Regions from separate parts of the Homo sapiens genome. Here region 2 is linked to region 1. A link is a loop called in an ENCODE intact Hi-C map of the cell type or tissue named here. Cell type or tissue: prostate gland. All regions are shown on one strand. Links, peaks and the distances in the headings refer to the core of each region. The heading gives the core; the rest is flanking DNA. Region 1 has its middle 5.8 kb from the start of SLC2A11. Region 2 has its middle 28 kb from the start of LINC01659.

Region 1 (11,200 bases), core at 5,692-9,691:
AGAGTGTCGCGGAGGGCGCCTGAGGCGCATGCGCGGACTCAGCGTTTTTAAGAAGGGCTGGGGGTGCTGGGGAGTTCGCCCCAGCGTGTTGGGGGGGAGTCGCCGCCGCGGGGGGGGGGTTTGGGGTCACCGCCGCGGGGTTTGTCGCCGCCGCTGGGAGCTCACCTGCGTCCGAGGCCGTAAGGACGGCTCCAGTTCATCCTCCATCCGCCTCTGCCGCAGCACTGAGGCTGAAAAGCCGCTCACTCCTTACTCGGCTAAGCCCCAAGCTCATCTCTGCAGGCCGGAAGGGAGCTCTGGTCCAAGGTCATCTCGGCCAAGCCCCTGCATTCGCCCTCGCAAGTGCCAGCAAGCGACTCTGGTCGCCGCGCTCCCAAGTCCTCCCCCGAAATTCCGGCTCTGGCCCCTCGTCCCCCTCCTTTGCTACAGTCTCTGGACTAAATGTCTGCGGGTCTCTGTCTCTCGCTGGTCTGACCTCAGCCGCAACCCTGCGCGATTCCCTGCGCCGGTCGCCACTGCCGGCCGCCAGAACCTCGGAGGCCACTGCCCCTGGGCGTTCTCCGGAGGGCCAAGCCCTTGGTTGTGCACATCTATGCACGCCCCACCTACACCCCCCCCCCCCCACACACACACACTTTGGTTCAGGTATCCCCGACCTTTCCCCAGAGGACGGGAAAATTAGGAAAGACCGAAAGATAGACCCACCAGTCTTCGGAGCGCTCTCATCTGTGCGTCCTGGGCAGAGCGAGAGACTTGGCGGAATGCGGGTAGGAGAACCGGTCTCGGGTTGCCGCCAGGGGATCCATTGCGTGAGAGGCAGGTCCGACTTATGCTGGGGGCACTTGGAGTTGAGGAACCACAGAGTCCACTGAACCGGATTAATCTTTTATCCCTCAGGGCTTCTCAGGCCCTGCATGGAGGAATCCAGGAGCTGGACAAAGACCAACTGAAACTAGACTTGCCAAAGATGCTATTTGTGGTCACAGAAACATAGAGCTGGACATGACCTTAAGAAGTCACCTGAGCAGACACTGTGATGGGCACTGTAGTAGCTCTATTGCTCAGACTTGGTTTTTGTTTGACTTTTGCTGCTCTGAACTTTAATTCCTAAAAACACTGCATTTTTAAGGAAAAACACAAAATATTAGCAGTTATAATAAATAGGTATTTTATTGCATGCTTTTCGTGCATCTATTAAGATGATCATATGGGTATTCTCCTTTAATCTGTTAATGAGATCAGTTACATCAATAAACTTTCTAATGGTAAACCATTCTTGAATTCTTGGGGTAGACGCAACTTGGTCATAATATTATTGTTATTAATACATTGTTAGTTTCAACTGCTGATATTTTATTTTGATAGGTTAATTTTTTTCTTTTTTTTTTTTAATTTATTTATTTTTTTTTTATTGATCATTCTTGGGTGTTTCTCGCAGAGGGGGATTTGGCAGGGTCATAGGACAATAGTGGAGGGAAGGTCAGCAGATAAACAAGTGAACAAAGGTCTCTGGTTTTCCTAGGCAGAGGACCCTGCGGCCTTGGCCTTCCGCAGTGTTTGTGTCCCTGGGTACTTAAGATTAGGGAGTGGTGATGACTCTTAACGAGCATGCTGCCTTCAAGCATCTGTTTAACAAAGCACATCTTGCACCGCCCTTAATCCATTTAACCCTGAGTGGACACAGCACATGTTTCAGAGAGCACAGGGTTGGGGATAAGGTCACAGATCAACAGGATCCCAAGGCAGAAGAATTTTTCTTAGTACAGAACAAAATGAAAAGTCTCCCATGTCTACTTCTATCCACAGAGACCCGGCAACCATCCGATTTCTCAATTTTTTCCCCACCCTTCCCGCCTTTCTATTCCACAAAACCGCCATTGTCATCATGGCCCATCCCCAATGAGCCGCTGGGCACACCTCCCAGACGGGGTCGTGGCCGGGCAGAGGGGCTCCTCACTTCCCAGTAGGGGCGGCCGGGCAGAAGCGCCCCTCACCTCCCGGATGGGGCGGCTGGCCGGGCGGGGGGCTGACCCCCCCACCACCCTCCCGGACGGGGCGGCTGGCCAGGCAGAGGGGCTCCTCACTTCCCAGTAGGGACGGCCGGGCAGAGGCGCCCCTCACCTCCTGGATAGGGCGGCTGGCTGGGCGGGGGGCTGTCCCCCCCACCTCCCTCCCGGACGGGGCGGCTGGCCGGGCAGAGGGGTCCTCACTTCCCAGTAGGGGCGGCCGGGCAGAGGCGCCCCTCACCTCCCGGACGGGGCGGCCGGCCGGAAGGGGGGCTGACCCCCCCCACCTCCCTCCCGGACGGGGCGGCTGGCCGACCCCCCCCCCCCCACCCCGCCTCCCTCCCGGACGGGGCGGCTGGCCGGGCAGAGGGGCTCCTCACTTTCCAGTAGGGGCGGCCGGGCAGAGGCGCCCCTCACCTCCCGGACGGGGCGACTGGCCAGGCGGGGGGCTGATCCCCCCACCTCCCTCCCGGACGGGGCGGCTGGCCAGGCGGGGGGCTGACCCCCCCCACCTCCCTCCCGGACGGGGCGGCTGGCCGGGCAGGGGGCTGACCCCCCCTCCCCCCTCCCGGACGGGGCGGCTGGCCGGGCAGGGGGCTGACCCCCCCACCTCCCTCCCGGATGGGGCGGCTGGCCAGGTGGGGGGATGACCCCCCCACCTCCCTCCCGGGCGGGGCGGCTGGCCGGGCAGAGGGGCTCCTCACTTCCCAGTAGGGGCGGCCGGGCAGAGGCGCCCCTCACCTCCCGGATGGGGCGGCTGGCCAGGCGGGGGGCTGATCCCCCCACCTCCCTCCCAGACGGGGCGGCTGGCCGGGCGGGGGGCTGACCCCCCACCTCCCTCCCGGACTGGGCGGCTGGCCGGGCGGGGGGCTGACCCCCCCACCTCCCTCCTGGACGGGGCGTCTGGCCGGGCAGAGGGGCTCCTCACTTCCCAGTAGGGGCGGCCGGGCAGAGGAGCCCCTCACCTCCAGGACGGGGCGGCTGGCCGGGCGGGGGGCTGACCCCCCCCACCTCCCTCCCGGACGGGGTGGCTGCTGGGCGGAGACGCTCCTCACTTCCCAGACGGGGTGGTTGCCGGACGGAGGGGCTCCTCACTTCTCAGACGGGGCGGTTGCCAGGCAGAGGGTTTCCTCACTTCTCAGACGGAGCAGCCGGGCAGAGACGCTCCCCACCTCCCAGACAGGGCTGCGGCCCAGCAGAGGCGCTCCTCACATCCCAGACAGGGCGGCGGGGCAGAGGTGCTCCCCACATCTCAGACGATGGGCGGCCGGGCAGAGACGCTCCTCACTTCCTAGATGGGATGGCGGCGGGGAAGAGGCGCTCCTCGCTTCCCAGATGGGATGGCGGCCGGGCAGAGACGCTCCTCACTTTCCAGACTGGGCAGCCAGGCAGAGGGGCTCCTCACATCCCAGACGATGGGTGGCCAAGCAGAGACGCTCCTCACTTCCCATACGGGGTGGCGGCCGGGCAGAGGCTGCAATCTCGGCTCTCCGGGAGGCCAAGGCAGGCGGCTGGGAGGTGGTTGCAGCGAGCCGAGATCACGCCACTGCACTCCAGCCTGGGCACCATTGAGCACTGAGTGAACGAGACTCCATCTGCAATCCCGGCACCTCGGGAGGCCGAGGCTGGCGGATCACTCGCGGCTAGGAGCTGGAGACCAGCCCGGCCAACACAGCGAAACCCCGTCTCCACCAAAAAAAAAACGAAAACCAGTCAGGCGTGGCGGTGCGCGCCTGCAATCGCAGGCACTCGGCAGGCTGAGGCAGGAGAATCAGGCAGGGAGGTTGCAGTGAGCCGAGATGGCAGCAGTACCGTCCAGCCTTGGCTCGGCATCAGAGGGAGACCGTGGAGGGAGAGGGAGAGGGAGAGGGAGAGGGAGGGGGAGGGGGAGGGAGAGGGAGAGGGAGAGGGAGAGGGAGAGGGAGAGCAGGTTAATTTTTTTTCAAAACAACCATTGCCTTTTCCCCCTTAAGAAATAAGTGGGAAGTGGCCGGGTGCGGTGGCTCACGCCTGTAATCCCAGCACTTTGGGAGGCCGAGGCAGGCAGATCACGAGGTCAGGAGATCGAGACCATCCTGGCTAACACGGTGAAACCCTGTCTCTATTAAAAATACAAAAAATTAGCCGGGCGTGGCGGCACGCTCCTGTAGTCCCAGCTACTCGGGAGGCTGAGGCGAGAGAATGGCGTGAACCCGGGAGGCGGAGCTTGCAGTGAGCCAAGGTCGTGCCACTGCACTCCCGTCTGGGCGACAGAGAGACTCCGTCTCAAAAAATAATAATAATAAATAAGTGGGAAGTGACGGGCTAATAAATGGCGCTAGGACAGTTGATGATATGGGGAAAAAGTGTGGACCTCTGTCTCACTTCATATACAAAAGTCATTCCAGGTACACACAAACCTAATGCAAAAACCTAACTTCAAACATTTTAGGCTGGACGCAGTAGCTCCCACCTGTAATCCCAGCACTTTGGGAGACTGAGGCAGGAGGATCACTTGAGCGCATAAGTTCAAGACCAGCCTGGGCAACATGGGCAGACCCCCATCTCTATAAAAAAAAATGTAAAGGCCGGGCGAGGTGGCTAATGCCTGTAATCCGAGCACTTTGGGAGGCCAAGGCAGGTGGATCACCTGAGGTCAGGAGTTCCAGACCAGCCTGGCCAACATGGCGAAACCCCGTCTCTACTAAAAATACAAAAATTAGCTGGGTGTGGTGGCGGGCACCTGTAATCCCAGCTACTCAGGAGGCTGAGGCAGGAGAGTCACCTGAACCCAGGAGACAGAGGTTGCAGTGAGCCAAGATTGCGCCACTGTACTCCAGCCTAGATGACAGAGTGAAACTCCATCTCAAAAAATAAAAATAAAAAGGAAATATATAATACTTTTATAACCCCGGGTTAAACAAGGATAAACCACGCAGATTTCTTATGAGGATTTAACCTTATTAAAATTAAAAATCTGTGTGTTAAAAGACACCATTAATGGGCCAGGCACAGTGGTTTACGCCTGTAATCCAAGTACCTTGGGAGGCCACGGTGGGTGGATTGCTTGAGCCCAGGAGTTTGAGAACAGCCCGGGCAGCATGGCAAAACCCCGTCTCTACAAAAATTACAAAAAATTAGCCGGGCATGATGGCTTGAGCCTGTGGTCCCAGCTACCCAGGAGACTGAGGCTCAGGGAGGATTACCTGAGCCAGGGAAGTTGAGGCTGCAGTAATCGGTGATCACAGCACTGCACTCCAACTGGGGCAACAGAGTAAGACCCTGTCTCAAATAAACAAACAAAAGACGCCATGAAAAGGTGAAACCTGGCCAGGTGTGGTGGCTCCAGCCTGCGATCCTAGCACTTTGGGAGGCCGAAGTGGGAGGATCACTTGAGTTCAAGAGTTCGAGACCAGCCCTGACAACATAGTGAGACCACATCTCGATTTTTTAAATAAAAAAATACGCATTTTTTAAAAAGTTGAAACCTAAAGCTACCAAGTAGAAGAAGGTAACTACAACATATGACCAACACAGTATTAGTATTCAGAATGTATATAGAATACCCACATACCAATAAGGAAAAGAAAATGGGCAAACAGGCTTGACACGGTGGCTCATGCCTATAATCTCAGCACTTGGGAGGCCAAGGCGGGGCAGATCGCTTGATCTCAGGAGTTCGAGACCAGCCTGGGAAACATGGTAAAACCCCGTCTCTACCAAAAATACAAAAAATTAAACCCCATCTCTACCAAAAAATACAAAAAATTAGCTTGGCATGGTGGTTTGGCCTGTAGTCCCAGCTACTCAGGAGGCTGAGGCATGAGGATCACTTGAGCCCAGGAGGCAGAACTTGCAGTGAGCCGAGATCGTGCCACTACACTCCAACCTGGGCGACAGAGTGAAACTCCGTCTCAAAAAAAAAAAAGATATGAACAAGGAATTTACAGAAGAGGAAACTGAAATGACCAAAAAACCTAATTAAAAGATAGCTACATTAGTAATCAGGAAATGCAAATTAAATCCACATCAGCATATTGGTTCCCACTCAACAGACTAACAGCTTAATTCTGGCAATACCAAGTGGTGGTGTTGATCAGCTGGAACACCCACGTACTATTGATGAAAATATCAGTTGGAACTAGGTGTGGTGGCTCATGCCTGTAATCCCACCACTTTAGGAGGCCAAAATAGGAGGATCATTTGAGGCTGAAGTTTCAAACCAGCCTAGGCAATGTGGTGAGACCCTGTCTCTATAATTTATTTTTTTTAATTAGCTGGGCACAGTGGCACACCACACAGCTGTGGTCCCAGTTACTTAGGAGGTTGAGGTGGGAAAAAAAGCTTGAGCCCAGGAGGTCAAGGCTGCAGTGAGCCATGTTCACACCACTGCACTCCAGCCTGAGTGACAGACTAAGACCCTATCTCAAAAAAAGGAAGGAAGGAATGAAGGAAGGAAGGAAGGAAAAATGTAAATCAGTGCAATGACTCTGGAGAGCAATTTGGGCAGATGAAGGAAGTTGAAGTTCACATACCTCTCCCACCCAGCAATTCCACTCCTGGGTTTACCTTGGAGAAACTCTTAATCCCATGCTCAGGAACTGTTCACAAATGCAGCATCTTTTGTACCATAGGAAAATTGGAAACTATCCAAATGTCAATCATGCAAAAAAAGGAGATATAAGCTGTAGAATACCATAGAATACCATGCATCAGTGAAAATCAGTGGACTAGACTAGAGGAACGGTATCAACATGTGTGAATCACAACGCTGCATGAACAAAGTTGCAGAAAGATGCCTACACTATTATGCCTGTATATTGTTTGGAAATATACAAAACCGTACCTAATGTGTGTAGGAATATATATGTCTACATAGTAAAAGCCTGGGGGCGAGCCTGGGGATAAGTCCCAAATTTAGAACTGGGTTTAACCTTGAATCCAAGACCCTGCCAGACTGGATCCTGACCTGGCCACCATTAACAATACCTGGCTGCCCCTTGATTCTCCTTGAAATGCCTCTTGGATGCCCTAAAGCCACCCCCATCTCGTTGGAGACAGGTCCCCATGTGTGGGCTCCCCAGACATTAATTATTATCCTTTGGCCAGGAAGCTCTAGGTTTCGCCTCAGCAAACATTGACTGGGAGTTTAACCTTGGGCATGTGAAAGTCATATCTGTATTTGTAGCAGCCTGGTGCTCACATCCGTCCTGTGCAGTGCTAGGTGCAACCACCCATATGTGGATGTCAGCCTCATTTACGAGGGGAGTCCCTGAGGCTCTGTGAGGCCAAGCCGGTGCCCGCACCAGCCCTACAGCCCGGCTGGCAGAGCTGGTCTTCCTCACATTGCCAAGGGAGGAGCGCAGCTCAAACTAAAAACAATCAATACAGGCCGGGCGCGGTGGCTCCTGCCTGTTATCGCAGCACTGCGGAAGGCTGAGGCAGGCGGATCAACTGAGGTCTGCCTGGTGAAACCTCATCTCTACCAAAAATACAAAGATTAGCCGGGTGTGTGGTGGGCGCCTGTAATCTTAGCTACTGGGGAGGCTGAGGCAGGAGGCTTGCTTGAGCCGGGGAGGCAGAGGTTGCAGTGAGCCAAGATCGTGCCACTGAACTCCAGCGTGAGCGACAGAGCGAAACTCCGTCTCAAAAATAAATAAATAAATATTTAAAAATAAATAAATAAAAACAATCAATCCAGCGAAGCCCGCTGGTGATACTGACTCCCACCCGGCCCGTACCCCACCCGGGAGCCCACCGGCTCTTCCAGCGGGGTGCCTCCGTGTCCCTGAACTGTCTTAGAAAATGCCTGTTACCTGGGCCTAGGGAGGCAGGGCCCAGCGTTGGGGACATCCCAGGGATTCCGTCTCCTGGTGGAGACTTTCCCAGCCCTCGGGGAATGAATGGGCTCACCGCGCCCGGGTCCCGCCCCCGTTCAGCTTCTTCCCCGCAGGCTTTTCGGGATTTCCCCGACGCCGCCCAGACCGGCTCCGGCCGCGAGGGGGCGACAGAGCCCGGGCTCTGCGGAACCCAGCACCAGCGATTGCCGCCGACTCGCGAAGGTTCAGTGGTGGCGGTGACACAAAGGAGGCCTGCGCCCAGGCGCCGCTGGGTAGGGGGCACTTCATCTGGGGAGGCTCCCCTTTCTGCCTTGCCCTCCCTGCCCCTCAGCTCTTGGGCGCTCCAGTCCTGGCCGTTGTACCGAGTTGCAGCCTCCTGCCCTGCGCCACCCGCCCCGGTGCGATTTCACTTGCCCTGTCCTCACATCCAGCCGCGCGGGGCCGGGTGGGCCAGGACCCTGGGGAGCTGAGAAGCCTGACGCCAGTCCCATCCGGCCTCGGCCCGCCTGCGTGGCTCTCCTCTCTGCTCCATGCGGGGTGGGACAGGTGCCTCCTACCTGGAGCCAAGGCTCAGGCAGCAGCAGGCCCGGTCCATCCCTGGGGATGAGTGAGGGGTGCAGGGCACGGCTGACTGCGGGGACCTAGCGTTCCTGAGCACCTCACTGCTAGTGGGCTGAGCAGCTCTAGGCCAGCCTGTTGGCCTCTCTGAGCCTCGGTTTCCTCATCTGTCAGTGGGCTTGAGAGCGCTGTAGCACGGAGGACTGTAACACGGTTCAAGGCTACCCAGAGGCCATTCCTCCCTGCAGCCTTTCCTATTGCCCCCACGTGGGTGGGCATCTCTGTCCTACACCAGGGGCCTCCTGCGGGGGAGAGGGAGGAGGTCAGGAGGCCTGATGATCACTGAAGCCTCTGCCCCCGGGGTTCAAGCGATTCTCCTGCCTCAGCCTCCCGACTTGCTGGGATTACAGGCGTGAGCCAACATGCCCGGCTAATTTTTGTATTTTTAGTAGAGACGAGGTTTCACCATGTTGGCCAGGCTAGTCTCGAACTCCTGACCTCAGGTTATCTGCCCACCTTGGCCTCCCAAAGCACTGCGATTACACGCGAGAGCCACCGCGCCCAGCCAACACAGGGCCTTTTTTGATCCCGCAGTTGTCCCAGACAGACCCTAACCTCAGATGGGTGCACTGGGGGGCTGCAGCCTAGCTGGACAACCTCACTCAAGGTTGGCGACAGGGTGCAGGGGTGCAGACAGGCAGGTCCTGCAAACTACCCAAAGGCCTGCTTCTTCCTCCTCAGAGCTGGCATCCACTCCGGTTCTGGGTCTCATTTCCAGCGTAATGGCTCAAAGACAAAGAAAGAAAGAAAACAAGCCCCAACCCCACAACCAGCTGAGGCGGCCCCTCCTGGCCACCCTTTGATGTTTGAGGACTGAACAATGGGGCTGATTGCAGATGAGAGATTTGAAGCCATCTTAATTAGAAGGAAAGAATGTCCTCGTGGTCGGCTGTTCTAAAAATACAGCTGTGCCCACATCTGGAGGGAAAGGGTGGGGGCCTGGGAGGTGGGGACGGTGGTTAGGCCAGAGTCTGAAGCACTGATGCCTGCATTCCTTGGGGCGGAGGGGGCCTCTAAGCAGGGCCTCTTGGAAGGGGGTGGGGAGATGCCACAGCAGCCAGTCCGCTGTGGCTGGACCACCTTCTGCAGGTTTGGGATGCGCAAGCAGTGGGACAGGTGTGCCTTCCTGCGTCTGCCCTCACCAAGGAAGCCCTCCCCGTGCCGCAGCCTCGGTTTTCTCTTCTCTCCAACGGGGCAACCAAATTGGTCATTTGTTTGCATTTCAAATACTCACTTTGCGACCTAATCTTGCATTTGTTTTGCATTTTTTTTTTTTTTTGAGACAGAGTTTCACTCTTGTTGCCCAGGCTGGAGTGCAATGGCACGATCTCAGCTCACTGCAACCTCCGCCACCTGTGTTCAAGCAATTCTCCCGCCTCAGCCTCCCGAGTAGCTGGGATTATTACAGGAGCCTGCCACCACACCCCACTAATTTTCGTAATTTTTGTATTTTTAGTACAGATAGGGTTTCGCCGTGTTGGCCAGGCTGGTCTTGAACTACTGACCTCAGGTGATCCGCCCACCTCGGCCTCCCAAAGTGTTGGGATTACAGGCATGAGCCACCGCGCCCGGCTGTTTTGCATTCATTTTCTTAAAGAGGCCCCCCAGTCTCATGAAAGTGAAGGGCATTGGAGGGCTGGGTGAGTGTTTGGAGGAGGACGTGGAGGCAGGGGCCCTGGTGGTGTCACTGTGAAAGGATGGGTCACCTGGGTTGTCATCTCAGCCCACCGTTAGGAGCCTCCCATCCCAGCGGCTGGACAATCACCTGGCACGGGGAGCATGCCCCTCACTCATGGGAGCAGGGCCTGGCTGCTTGGTGGGGCTATCAGTGGATGCAAGCCAGTGGAGGTGGGGTGAACCAAGGCCTTTCTTTCTTTTTTTTTTTTTGAGACGGAGTTTCGCTCTTGTTGTCCAGGCTGGAGTCCAGTGGCACGATCTCAGCTCACCGCAACCTCCGCCTCCCGTGTTCAAGCGATTCTCCTGCCTCAGCCCCCCAAAGAGTTGGAACTACAGGCATGCACCACCATGCCCAGCTAATTTTGTATTTTTAGTAGAGACGGGTTTCTCCATGTTAGTCAGGTTGCTCTAGAACTCCCGACCTCAGGTGATCTGTCAGCCTCAGCCTCCCAAAGTGCTGGGATTACAGGCGTGAGCCACCGCACCTGGCTGAACCCAGGCCTTTCTGAACCTCTCCTTCCACCAGACCCATGGCTCTGAGTCACTAGTCCTGGGCAAGGCCTTCCAGAGTGGTGGCCCCAGTCCCTAAAGATTAGTTTTGTTTTCGTAGAGATGGAGTGTCACGCTGTTGCCCAGGCTGGCCTCGAACTCCCGGGCTCAAGCAATCCTCCTGCCTCCGCTGGGACTACAGCCACACGCCACTCCGCCAGGCTTTTTCGAAGTCAAAGACAGAGCTGTCTCAGGTTTTGTCTCTGTGAACTCATATCCCTGGCCCTGCCATATGGCTGACTCTGCCAAACAGATAATCTGCTTCTCCCCCTACACCGCCCACAGTGCTGAGCTTGAAAATAGCTGAGGCAGGGGAGGGGGAAGCCCCCACCAGATGCTCTGGAGCTCTGGGGTGCTTGGCCGGAGGTGGCTTTGACATTCTGGCAGCGGCCACAGCAGGAAGTGGGAATTCCTGGCAATTGCTCTGGGTCATGACAGTCAGGACACAGGCTCAGGCAGGTCCCGCAGCTGAGGGCTGAATGGAGACAGTTTCATCAGCCATGAAGGGTCAGAGACAGTAAAACGAGGCCC
Region 2 (10,499 bases), core at 5,815-9,814, 450 kb after region 1:
CAAATTTCAGGTCCAACCAAGTGCTAGTATCCAGAATGTGCCAAGAACTCTCAAAATGCAACAGCATTTTTTGAAAACCCAAATACAAAATAGACAAAAGACACTAATAGGCATTTCACCAAGAGTATATACAGATGTCAAGTAAGCACATGAAAAGATGTTCGCCATTTCCTGGCAAGGTATTGTTATGAACCGAATGTATATATCCCCCAGATTCATGCGTAGAAGCCCTAACCCCGTGTGGCTGAATTTGGAGTAAGAAATAAGGTTGAATGAGGTCATAAATTGGGATCCTGATAAGACAGGATTTGTGTCCTTGTTAGAGGAGACCCCAGGGAGTTGGCTCCCATTCTCTCCACCTACACACACCAAGGAAAGTCCACATGAGGACAGAGTGACAGGGGCCATCTATAAACCAGGAAGGGCCCTTGCCAGGAACTGATGCTGCCACACCTTGATCTGGGACTTCCAACCTGTAGAATGGTGAGAAAACGGTTTAAGGTGCTGAAGTCGCCCAGCCTGTGGTATTTTGTTACGGCAGCCGAAGCAGACTAATACACATGAAGATCATGGTGAGGCAGCATGACACATCCATCAACATGCCTTAAATACAGTGTAGAAACAGCACCACAAGCTGGTGAGGATGGGGAGAAACTGGGCAACTCACACATTGCTGGGTAAATGTAACGTGGTACAGCCACCCTGGAAAAGAGTGTGGCAATTCCCCCTCCCAATACAGCAAATACCACCACCAACAGCAAAACATGCCACTACGGAACAACCTGGCAACTCAGTCCCTGGGCATTTGCCCCAGAGAAATAAACATGTACGGTGTGGCAGAGAATTAATGCAGTTGGTCTGGGATGCTCAGAACCTGCTCATTCCAAGAGAATGTCTGGCCTTGCCTGGCTCCAGGGAGGAAGCCCAGAAACCACTGAAATACTCGCCTGATAAGAGTGTCTTTTCGTAGCTGGGGCTGTGGGCAGTTTATGCTGACGGCCTGATCTATGGTGGGGCCCTGGGCCAGGTGGTGTCCTTCAGGGAGTTGGGCTTCATGAAGTTCTTCGAGTCCTTTTAGGGAGTCGTCCAACTCAAGGATGTCTGGAGGACCTCACCCGACAACACTTATGTTCACACAAAATTCTGGACACGAGTGACCTTAGCAGGCTTGTTCCTCAAAGCCAAAACCTAAGAACAGCTCCTCAGAGGCCTTTCAAGGGCCAAGAGGTTAAGGGCTGGGAGTGGGTGTGGAAATAAAGAGGAGCGTTTGGAGATCCATATTAGAGGAGGAATGAACAGGACTGGGCCACAGGTTGTTTAGGACATAGGGACATACAGGATGAGGAAACTTTCCCAGAGTCCTAGACTAATACACAAATTAACATACACGGGCACAGGCCGGGGGCAGTGGCTCATGCCTGTAATCCCAGCACTTTGGGAGGCCAAGCTGGGAGGATTGCTTGAGCCCAGGAGGTTGAAGCTGCAGTGAGCTATGATCATGCCACTGTACTCCAGCCTGGGTGACAGAGGGAGACCCTGTCTCTAAAGGAATTTAAAAAAAAACACTGGTGCAATTTATTGACAGTCTGGGTCACAGCCAAATAGAAGAAGAAGAAGATTTGGGGGTTGGATTGTTTTTAATATGTAATGTCTGTGAAACAACCAAGCCAGAAAATCAACAGAGCAATTCTATATCTATGTAATTCTGAATGAAGATAAAACCTTGGGCTTATAAGCATGGAGATAATAATTAATGCCTTGGAAATGGATTGCATCACCCAGAGGTTATGTTTTTAAGTGTAGAGATAGAATAATAAGGCCATAACTGAACTGTGTTGCACTGGAGATTGTAAACTGAGGCAGAGGAGTCTCTGCTGGCAAAAGCTGCTGGGGAGGAGCATCCAGAGAGGGAGGAGCACGTTCTGATGTCAGGATCCAGAGAGGAGAGGGTCCTCAGAATCGCAGGTGAGCCCCTCACCCGGACTGCTGCCAGGATGTCCAGGAAGATGGGCAGTGGAAAGTGGCCATTAGGTTTTTCCCACAACAGTTCATCAGTGGCGAGAGAGAGAGGAGTTCTGGGACGATCTGGTGGGAGAGCAAAGAGTGTAGGAGAAATGAAGAGGGAACCTCCAGTGACCACGGTGAAAGGTGCTGTATGTTGACTTCACGGAAATTTAACTCTGAAGGGGCCCAGACACACTGGGCTCTTGAATAAGGTTGGCCAAGTGATGTTAAGGTTTTTTTTTTTTTTTGGCAGAATTTTGCTCTGTCACCCAGGCTGTAGTGCTGTAGCTTGATCATAGCTCATTGCAGCCTCAACCTCTCAGACTCAAGTGATCCTTCTACCTCAGCCATCACCGCTGTCTAGCTCTGGAATCCTTTTCATCTTGTGAAACAGAAACTTTGTGCCTACTGAACAGTATTCCCCATTCCCATCTCACCCCAGGCCCTGGCAACCACCATTCTACTTTCTGTCAATGATTGAGACTCCTCAGCGTATCTCATTTGAGTGGAATCATACTGTGGCTTTCACTCAGCATAATGTCCTTAAGGTTCGTCCATGTAGCAGCATGTGTTAGAATTTCCTGCCTTTCTAAGGCTGAATAACAGTCCATTGTATACATAGACCACATTTTGTGTATCCTTTCATCTGTGGATGAACACTTGGCTTGTTTCCATATTTTAGCTATTGTGAGTAATGCTGCTATGAAGATGGATGTACAGATATCTCTTTGAGAACCTGCTTTCAATTCTTTTGGGTATGTGAAAGGAAAATAAATCTAAGGACCCAAAAATCACTAAGCCAAAGGAAAAGTCAAGCTGGGAACTATGTCAGGCAAACCTGCCTCCCATTTTATTCCTAAATAAGATAGCTACAAAGATTAAAAACAGCGGCTGGGCGTGGTGGCTCACGCCTATAATCCCAGCACTTTGGGAGGCTGGGGTGGGCAGATCGCCTGAGGTCAGGAGTTCAAGACCAGCGTGGCTAACATGATGAAACCTCGTCTCTACTAAAAATACAAAATTAGCCGGGCATGATGGCATGCACCTGTCATTCCAGCTACTCGGGAGACTGAGGCAGGAGAATCACTTGAACCTGGGAGGCGGAGGTTGCAGTGAGCTGAGATCGCGCCATTGCACTCCAACCTGGGCAAAAAGAGTGAAACTCCATCTCAAACAAAACAAAACAGCTACATACCTCCCTCACAATTTGCCTACAAGGGAATTCCTCGTGGGCCTCAAGATCTTTACCCTAAAACAGTTCTGTTGAATTTCACCCTGGCAATATAAACTGATAGATGATCTTCAAATATGTAGGACAGAAAGTCATCCCTCTGCTCACCTGAGACAGATGCATATTGGATTGCTTCCTCTCTCTGCCTATTGTTTATGCAAAAATGCAAATTCACTGAGCCAGACCAAATTGTGTATTCAGTAAAAGGTTGATAAAAGACTCAGAAGAATACAACCGTTTGTCTCTTATCTACCTATGACCTGGAAGACCCTGCCTCTTCAAGTTGTTCCACCTTTCCAGACTGAACCAATGTACATCTTACACATATTGATTGATGTCTCATGTCTCCCTAAAATGTATAAAAGCGAGCTGAGCCCCAACCACCTTGGGCACATGTCATCAGGACCACCTGAAGCTGTGTCACAGGTGTGTCCTTAAACTTGGCAAAATGAACTTTCTATTAATAAACTGAGACCTGTCTCAGATATTTTGGGTTCACAGGTATATACCCAGAAGTGGAGTTGCTGAAGCATACAGCAATTCAATTTTTAATATTGTGAGGAACCATCATACTGTTTTCCACAGCTGCTGTACCATCATACAGCCCCACCAACAATGAAGAAGGGTTCTGACTTCTCCACATCCTCACCAACGCTTGTAATTTCTGTTGTTTTTTTTTAATGGTATTCATCCTAATGGGTGTGGGGTGGTGTCTCATTGCAGTTTTGCTTTGCATTTCCCTAATGATTCATGATGTTGAGCATCCTTTCAAGTGCTTGCTGGCCATTTGTATACCTTTAGAAAAATGTCTAGTTAAGTCCTTTGCTCTTTTTTTTTTTTTTTTTGGAGGGGGTGGACAGAGTCTCACTGTGTCACCCAGGCTGGAGGGCAGTGCTGTGATCTCGGCTCACTTCAGCCTCCGCCTCCTGGGTTCAAGTGATTCTCGTGCCTCAGCCTTCCGAGTAGCTGGGACTACAGTCATGCACCACCATGCCATGCTAATTTTTGTGTTTTTTGTAGAGACGGGGTTTTGCCATGGTGGCCAGGCTGGTCTTGAACTCCTGACCTCAAGTGACCCACCCTCCTCGGCCTCCCAAAGTACTGGGATTATAGATGTGAGCCACAGTGCCTGGCTGCTTTGCTCATTTTTTAAATTGGGTTGGTGGTTTTTTTGTTGTTGAGTTTTAGTAGTTCTCTATATATCCTGTTTATTAATCCTTTATCAGGTATATGATTTTAAAATATTTTCTTCCATTCTGTGTGTGGTCTTTTTACTCTGTTGATAGTGTATTTTGATGCACATAAAAATTTAATTTTCATGAAGTCTAATTTGTCTTTTTATTTTGCTATTAGTGCTTTTGGTGTCATATGCAAGAAATCATTGCCAAATCCAGTGTCATGAAGCTTTTCCTCTATGTTTTCCTCTAGGAGTTTTATTGTTTTAGTCTTACATTTATGTCTTTGTTCCATTTTGAGTTAATTTTTATATATGCTATTAGGTAAAGATCCAGCTTCATTCTTTTGTGTGTGGATGTTCAGTTTTCCCAGCACCAGTTGTCGAAAAGATTGTTCTTTCACCATTAAATGGTCTTGGCACCCTCATCAGAAATCATTTGACTATACATCTGGGCTCTCTATTCTATCAGTCTGTATGTCTATCTTTATGTCAGTACCACACTGTTTAGATTACTGTAGCTTTGTAGTAAGTTTTGAAATCAGAAAATGTGACTTATCCAGCTCTGTTCTTCTTTTTCAAGATTGCTTTAGCTATTCGGGGCCCTTTGATATTTCATATGAATTTAGGATAGGTTTTTCTATTTCTGCAAAAAAGTAATGGTATTTTGGTAGAGATTGCATTACATTTATAGATTGTTTTGGGTATTATTGATATCTTAACAATATAAAGTCTTCCAATCCATGAGCATGGAATATGTTTCCATTTATTTATGTCTAATTTTTCTCACTAATGTTTTGTACTTTTCATTGTACAAGTCTTTCACCTCCTTAGTTAATTCCTACTTTTTTTTTTTTTTTTTGAGATGGAGTTTCACTCTTGTTGCCCAGGCTGGACGGTCCCATGTTTGGAACAGAGTGGGGCCGGGGGCCATTCCAGAAGAGTACCCAGGAGAGAATGGGCTCTGAGCCGGCTGCCCAGCCCCCTCCTGCTGTATGCGGCTCTGTGGAGAGCGCATGGCCTGTTTGAGGGCTTCTCCCCTCCCCTCTCTGCTGCCTGGTCCGCTGGAGCTCTCCCTTCGCCACCATGGGGCTCAGTTAAAGAAAACACTGATCCGAGCAGATGAGGGGAGGAACAGCCCTGCTGGGGACAGAGGTGGGCGTGGGGGCATGTTGTCTCCCCTGATGTGCAGGCGGTGGCTGGGGGAGTGTCGGGCGGGGGGAGTGTGGATGAAAGCCCAGACTCCAGCCTGTGGGTCCCATCTCTAGACTTCCCGACTCCCAGGTTCCCCAAAAGGTCTGTAGTGTCCCGGGCACCCAGGCCCCGATCTCAGATGGAGGGGGCACAGTGTCTCCCACAAGCGGCTCAGCCCAGCCTCAGGGCTCCTCACGCACACCCAGGGCCTCTGGAGTGGGCAACTCCTGCATCCTCTGCTTCCCTCAGCTCAAAACCAGGGCAAGTTCGAAATGCGTGCTCGCCCTTCTTGACCCCTGCTCAGCCGAGCCCCAGGTTGGGGGTGGGTATTGGAGGTGAGGCAGCCTCTGGCCTCATTGGAGGGGGTTGGTGGGCTGAGCAAACTGGCAGAGGATGTGCCCTACAGGGTGGGTGTGAGGTGGGGAGCAACTGAGGCAGATGCCTGTGTGGCCCTGCTGACCTAGCCCAGGCAGGGTGTGACAGGTCTGTCCAGCCCTGAGGGCACAGCTGTCTCCAGTCTCCAGCTCATTCCTGATCCCCAGGGTCACGTGTCCAGAAAACCTGGGCACTCAGATCAGCTGGGCACAGATGGCCTGTCCTGCCTCTGCACCCCCATAACTCCCTGTCAGCGCTGGCCCACACCTAATCAGCCAGCCAGTACCGAGGAGTGGGCCCAGCTTCCAGCGGGGAGGGCGCTGGCCAAGGTGCTGACCAAGCTGGCAGACACAGGAAACCAGCCTGTCCCTCTGCGGGCCTCTGCCTTGCTCCCACTGCACAGACCTGTGGGGAAGTGGAGGCCCAGGCCCCAACCCAGAGCAACTGGGGACAGCTGGGCTTGGTGGCTGGAGAGGGTTCTGATACCAGAAGTCTCCAGGGCAGCCCTGGCTCCCCATTTCCTCCCATGCCCATCCCATGCCCCAGAATGGTCACTTCGGCTGCTCCAGGAGGGGTGGGAGGGGCATTAAACCTATGAGAGAGGGGGTGGGGTCACAATCTTCAGCTGTAGTGGGCCGCTCTGGGTCACTGATAATGGAAGTGACGCCTGCACAGTAAGCACAGAAGTGTCTCAAGGCCTCTCTGCAAGCACAGAGCAGCCCAAGACTGGAGCCTGGTCCACCCCAGTGCTGTCCTCAGACTGATGGCCAGTGCCACATGACTCATCTAGGGTCTGATACATCCCTGTGGCAAGAGCTCAGTTCCTAGTCTGAAGGCTGCTGTGTGCAGGGACCCTGGAGGAAGAATGCTTGTTTGGGGGTCAGGCCTCAGCCTCCCACTGGCTATGTGAGCTTCGCCTGAGGTTCTCCATCTGTGCAATGGATGACGACGTCTTGATGTGGCTCTGGGAGGACCCGTTGAGCCACCGCAAGGGCTGAGATGGTGGCACTTGGCAGCCAGTACCCCCTGGGGAGGTGGCAGTGTGTGCACAGCCCACCCCTTCAGGAGGCCAGGGGGCAGAGTGGCTGGGGGGTGTCTGGGCCCCACCTCACCTTCTGTGCGACTGGGAATGGCATGCACTCCACAATGCCCTGGTAAGCCTAGGCTGGGACAAGGGTGATAGGGATAAAGCAGGCCAAGGTGATGAGGGCTACAGAGTGGCAACCAGAGGTGTGTGGACAGTGCAGCCTCCACACCAGGCAGAGGGCCCGGCCCATCCAGTATGTCTCCGTCCCGCGAAACTGCCTGCCACTGGGCTGAGATGGGAGCACCAGGGCTCTGGTAGGTCCTCACTTCCTCTGGACAAAGCAGGCAGGCCACCAGCCTTGCACCCTGCTCATGTCCCTCAGGGCCACCTCCATGGCCAGGGGCAGGCAGAGAGCACAGGGCTGCCCAGTCACCAGGTCTCTCTGCTTCATGTCAGTGGACCTGGGCTCTAAGGAGGGCCATCAAGGCCTCAGGCTGGCCCACTCCATCCCTGAGTCAGGGTCCTACAGACTGACACCAGGTGGGCCTGCAAGACCCTCATCTGCATGGTCCTCTCATGCAGGGTGGGCCTGGGGAGGACCCAGCCCGGCTGAGCTGACTCCCAGCACTTCTCCAGGTGCAGGGGCAGCCTGGCAGTTGTCTCAAGACCCCGGGATACACTTAGGAGCACATCAGTGAGGCCCGGTGGGTGCCCCGAGCAGAAAGCAGAGAAGGGACACCTGCACCCCTGTGTGCAGGGGTGTCACTGGGTTCTTTGGCCCCATGCCCGTCCCCCCTCCCCCCTGCCCCATGAGAGCTGGCTTGGTAGAGTGGGGGATACTAAGGAGGTGGCCTCCGAGAGCGTCTTCTGGGTTTGGAGTCCCCATTCCGCAGGCGGGAAGAGGTGGGAGACCCCTGAAGGGTTACGGGTAACATCAGGCCTGGATCCCGTCCCTAGGGTGGTGCAGAGAGGGCCACAAAGGCCCAGGAGGGCCCCCAGAACTCTCTTAAGCCTAAGAAACAGTGCAGAGCCTGTTTCTTACTGAAAAATGGGGGCGACCGTGCTCCAGCAAGGGCTTCTGTGCAGGGGGCCGGCGGGGAGGGGTTCATGGGTTTCGTGAGGCCAGGAAGGGAGTGGGTAGGCAGAGGCCATGCCCAGGCCTCCGGACAAAGCCCTTGCCCGCTTGGGGAGCGGGCCAGCTTAGGCCGCCACACTCTCAGGCCTGGGGCCTGGCCCACTGCGGCCCGGGCCGCCATCCCCTCGGCCTCCTGCAGGGGCCGCCGCCTCTTTAGGAATACACCACCTTTGTCTGGGCCCGCGCGGCGCGGGTGCACTGCGCTGGCTGAGCGCCTCCTGCTGCCTGGCCTGCAGCGCGCCCCGGCCCGCTGCGCCGCCCAAGAACCCCCCTCCGCCCCCCTCGCGCCCGCGCTCCCGCCGGCCCGTGCTCCCCAGCCCCAGCCCGGGCCCGCGCCCGCGCCGGCGCCCAGGTGAGCGCCCCGCCCACCGCGAGGCCCAGCCCGGGTCCGCCCCCGGCCCGCCCTGGCCGGCCCAGGGGAACTGGGCGGATTCCTCGAGTGTCAAACCACCTGATTCCATAAGACATTCATCCTCCCGGAGGCCCGCGCCGCCCTCGCCCTGCACGCCTAGCGTTGTCCCGCGGCCAGGCCCGGCCGGAGCGGCGGCGCCTGGATGTGGACCTGGCTGCGGGGAGACGGGCGCCGGCCCCAAAGCGACTTTCGGTCCTCGACGCGCCCCGCCCCACCCCTGCGATGAAGAGGGCGTCTGCTGGAGGTGAGTGTCTGCGGTGCGGGCCTAAGCTGGCAGTCAGGCCCTTGGATGGGGAAACAGGCAAGTTAGGGGGGGCCTAAAAGAGGTGGATGGGGTAGGTGGAGCCGTAGACAGATTCTGGGGAGAGGACTAGCTTCCAGGTCGAATCCCTAGCGAAGCCTTGCCCATCATCCAAGCCCCACACACCACTGACCCCGCCCCCTCCCAGTCCAAGGGCAGCCTGGACCCGCTAGATAAGCCGCTGGACTTGGGGCCGGCGCTGCCCCCCCAAGATGGAGGCTGGCACGTTCAGCAGTGACCTGCAGACCCCACGCCCAGGCAGTGTTGGTGAGGTCGGGGCAGCCACACCTGGGGAGGGACATGGGTTGACCCCCATCTGACCTCAGTCTGACAGTGGTCTACATCCCCAGAGAGTGCCCTGTCGGTGCAGAGGACCAGCCTCCGCCACCCCCCGACGCCTGCCATGTACAAGTTTAGGCCGGCTCACGGGTCCTAAGGCACCTTCTGTGGATGAGGCGAGCAGGTAAAGAGGCGTGGCCTGCCCCCCACTCCTCCCCCGCCTTGCCCCCTGCCCCCTGCACGCCCAAGCCCTGTCCCCCCAGGCCTGCCTCCAGGAGCTCTCCCCACAGCTTTCACCCCGTGAAGGGCCCCCCCTGAGCCCTGCCTCTCCAGCAGAGGCCACATCCCCTGAGGCCACACCCCTCAGGGCTCTGCCTGGGTCACCAAGGGCCTTGTGTGACTGGTAGGACCCTGCCTGTGTGCACCCAGAGCTGGGACCCACGGAGAGGAGCAGGGTGTCCTGGAAGGGGCTGGCACGGGACGTCCAGGCTTGGCATCTGTCCCTTGGCCAGCGTTGTCCTAGGCCAGGTGGGCGGCTGGCTCCAGGAGCACTGGGTACCAGGATGCGTGGAATTCCACCATTAGTCACTCTGTAAGGCCTATGGGAAGACTTTGGAAGAATTTGAGACCTGCTGGAGAAAGCACATTTTTCTTCCCTGAGTTGCATGAGTGCTCTGTGGTCACTGGAATGGTGAGCAGCGCAGGGCGGTCTTTGCAGTGATCAGGAATGCTGAACAGCCCCAGGGCGCCGTCCCTCCTTCTGGGCCACCCGGAGAGGCAGGCCTGTGGCTGGGCCCGTGCACCCAGACCAGCCCCATCCCTGGGGACCTCTCCCCTCAGGATTGATGTCCTTCCTGGAGAGAGTCACATGGTGGAGCAGTGAGTCTAGGCTCCTTGTCAAGGGTCTGAGTCTGCAGGCATGCAGGGGCCATGCCTCTCAGGAGGCGGTAGCCCTGCTTGGAGATGAGGGCTCCGGGTATGTCATCTTCCTGGGACTCCTGGGTCCAGTGGGGGATTGGGTCTGGTTGGCCAAGTGCATTGAGCCTACATTGGCCCTGATCGCCTTCTGGCTTTGTGGTTCCTGAGGCTCTTGTCCCTAGCCCAAGCCCAAGCCCATGCCCACGTGCCCATCAAAGAGGCTAGACGAGGCCCCTCCTCCCTGTGGTTGCCCTGAGTGGTAGGCCCCTGGGACTGCGTAGCTCAAAAGGCTGAGCCCTGGGTGTCTGCAGTAGCCAGCTGTGGCCTCCCTCCCGCTGCAGAGCCCCTGCCCCTCAGCCATGGATGCTCAGGGACAGGGCCATGGGTCACTATGTGGCTCTTAACGGCTCCTTGAGGCCCAGTTCCTGAGGCCGCGGTGCCAGGTGTGG

What was found. A loop is a pair of places that touch in the nucleus more often than their neighbours do. Peaks named below come from ENCODE experiments on the same cell type or tissue, not always from the same donor. Only the 100,000 strongest peaks of a DNase experiment are listed, where the experiment ranks them.
Region 2: a loop joins it to region 1, with 5 times the contacts of the local background. A loop is called at or near these places in 5 of 110 quality-filtered maps.

The regions. Positions count from the first base shown.
Region 1 is chr22:23,846,497-23,857,696 of GRCh38, reverse strand. It overlaps a transcript of SLC2A11 not described here. Among named protein-coding and RNA genes, the nearest start is that of SLC2A11, 5.8 kb to the left of the region's middle. RefSeq lists enhancers at 7,650-8,405, 8,406-9,161, 9,162-9,919. In prostate gland, for the core only: a CTCF peak has its summit at 7,984 (motif pointing right); a DNase peak (open chromatin) is centred at 7,986.
Region 2 is chr22:23,400,658-23,411,156 of GRCh38, reverse strand. It overlaps the pseudogene ZDHHC8BP. Among named protein-coding and RNA genes, the nearest start is that of LINC01659, 28 kb to the left of the region's middle. In prostate gland, for the core only: a CTCF peak has its summit at 8,281 (motif pointing right); DNase peaks (open chromatin) are centred at 6,298 and 8,466; H3K4me3 peaks cover 1,311 bases; H3K27ac peaks cover 1,710 bases.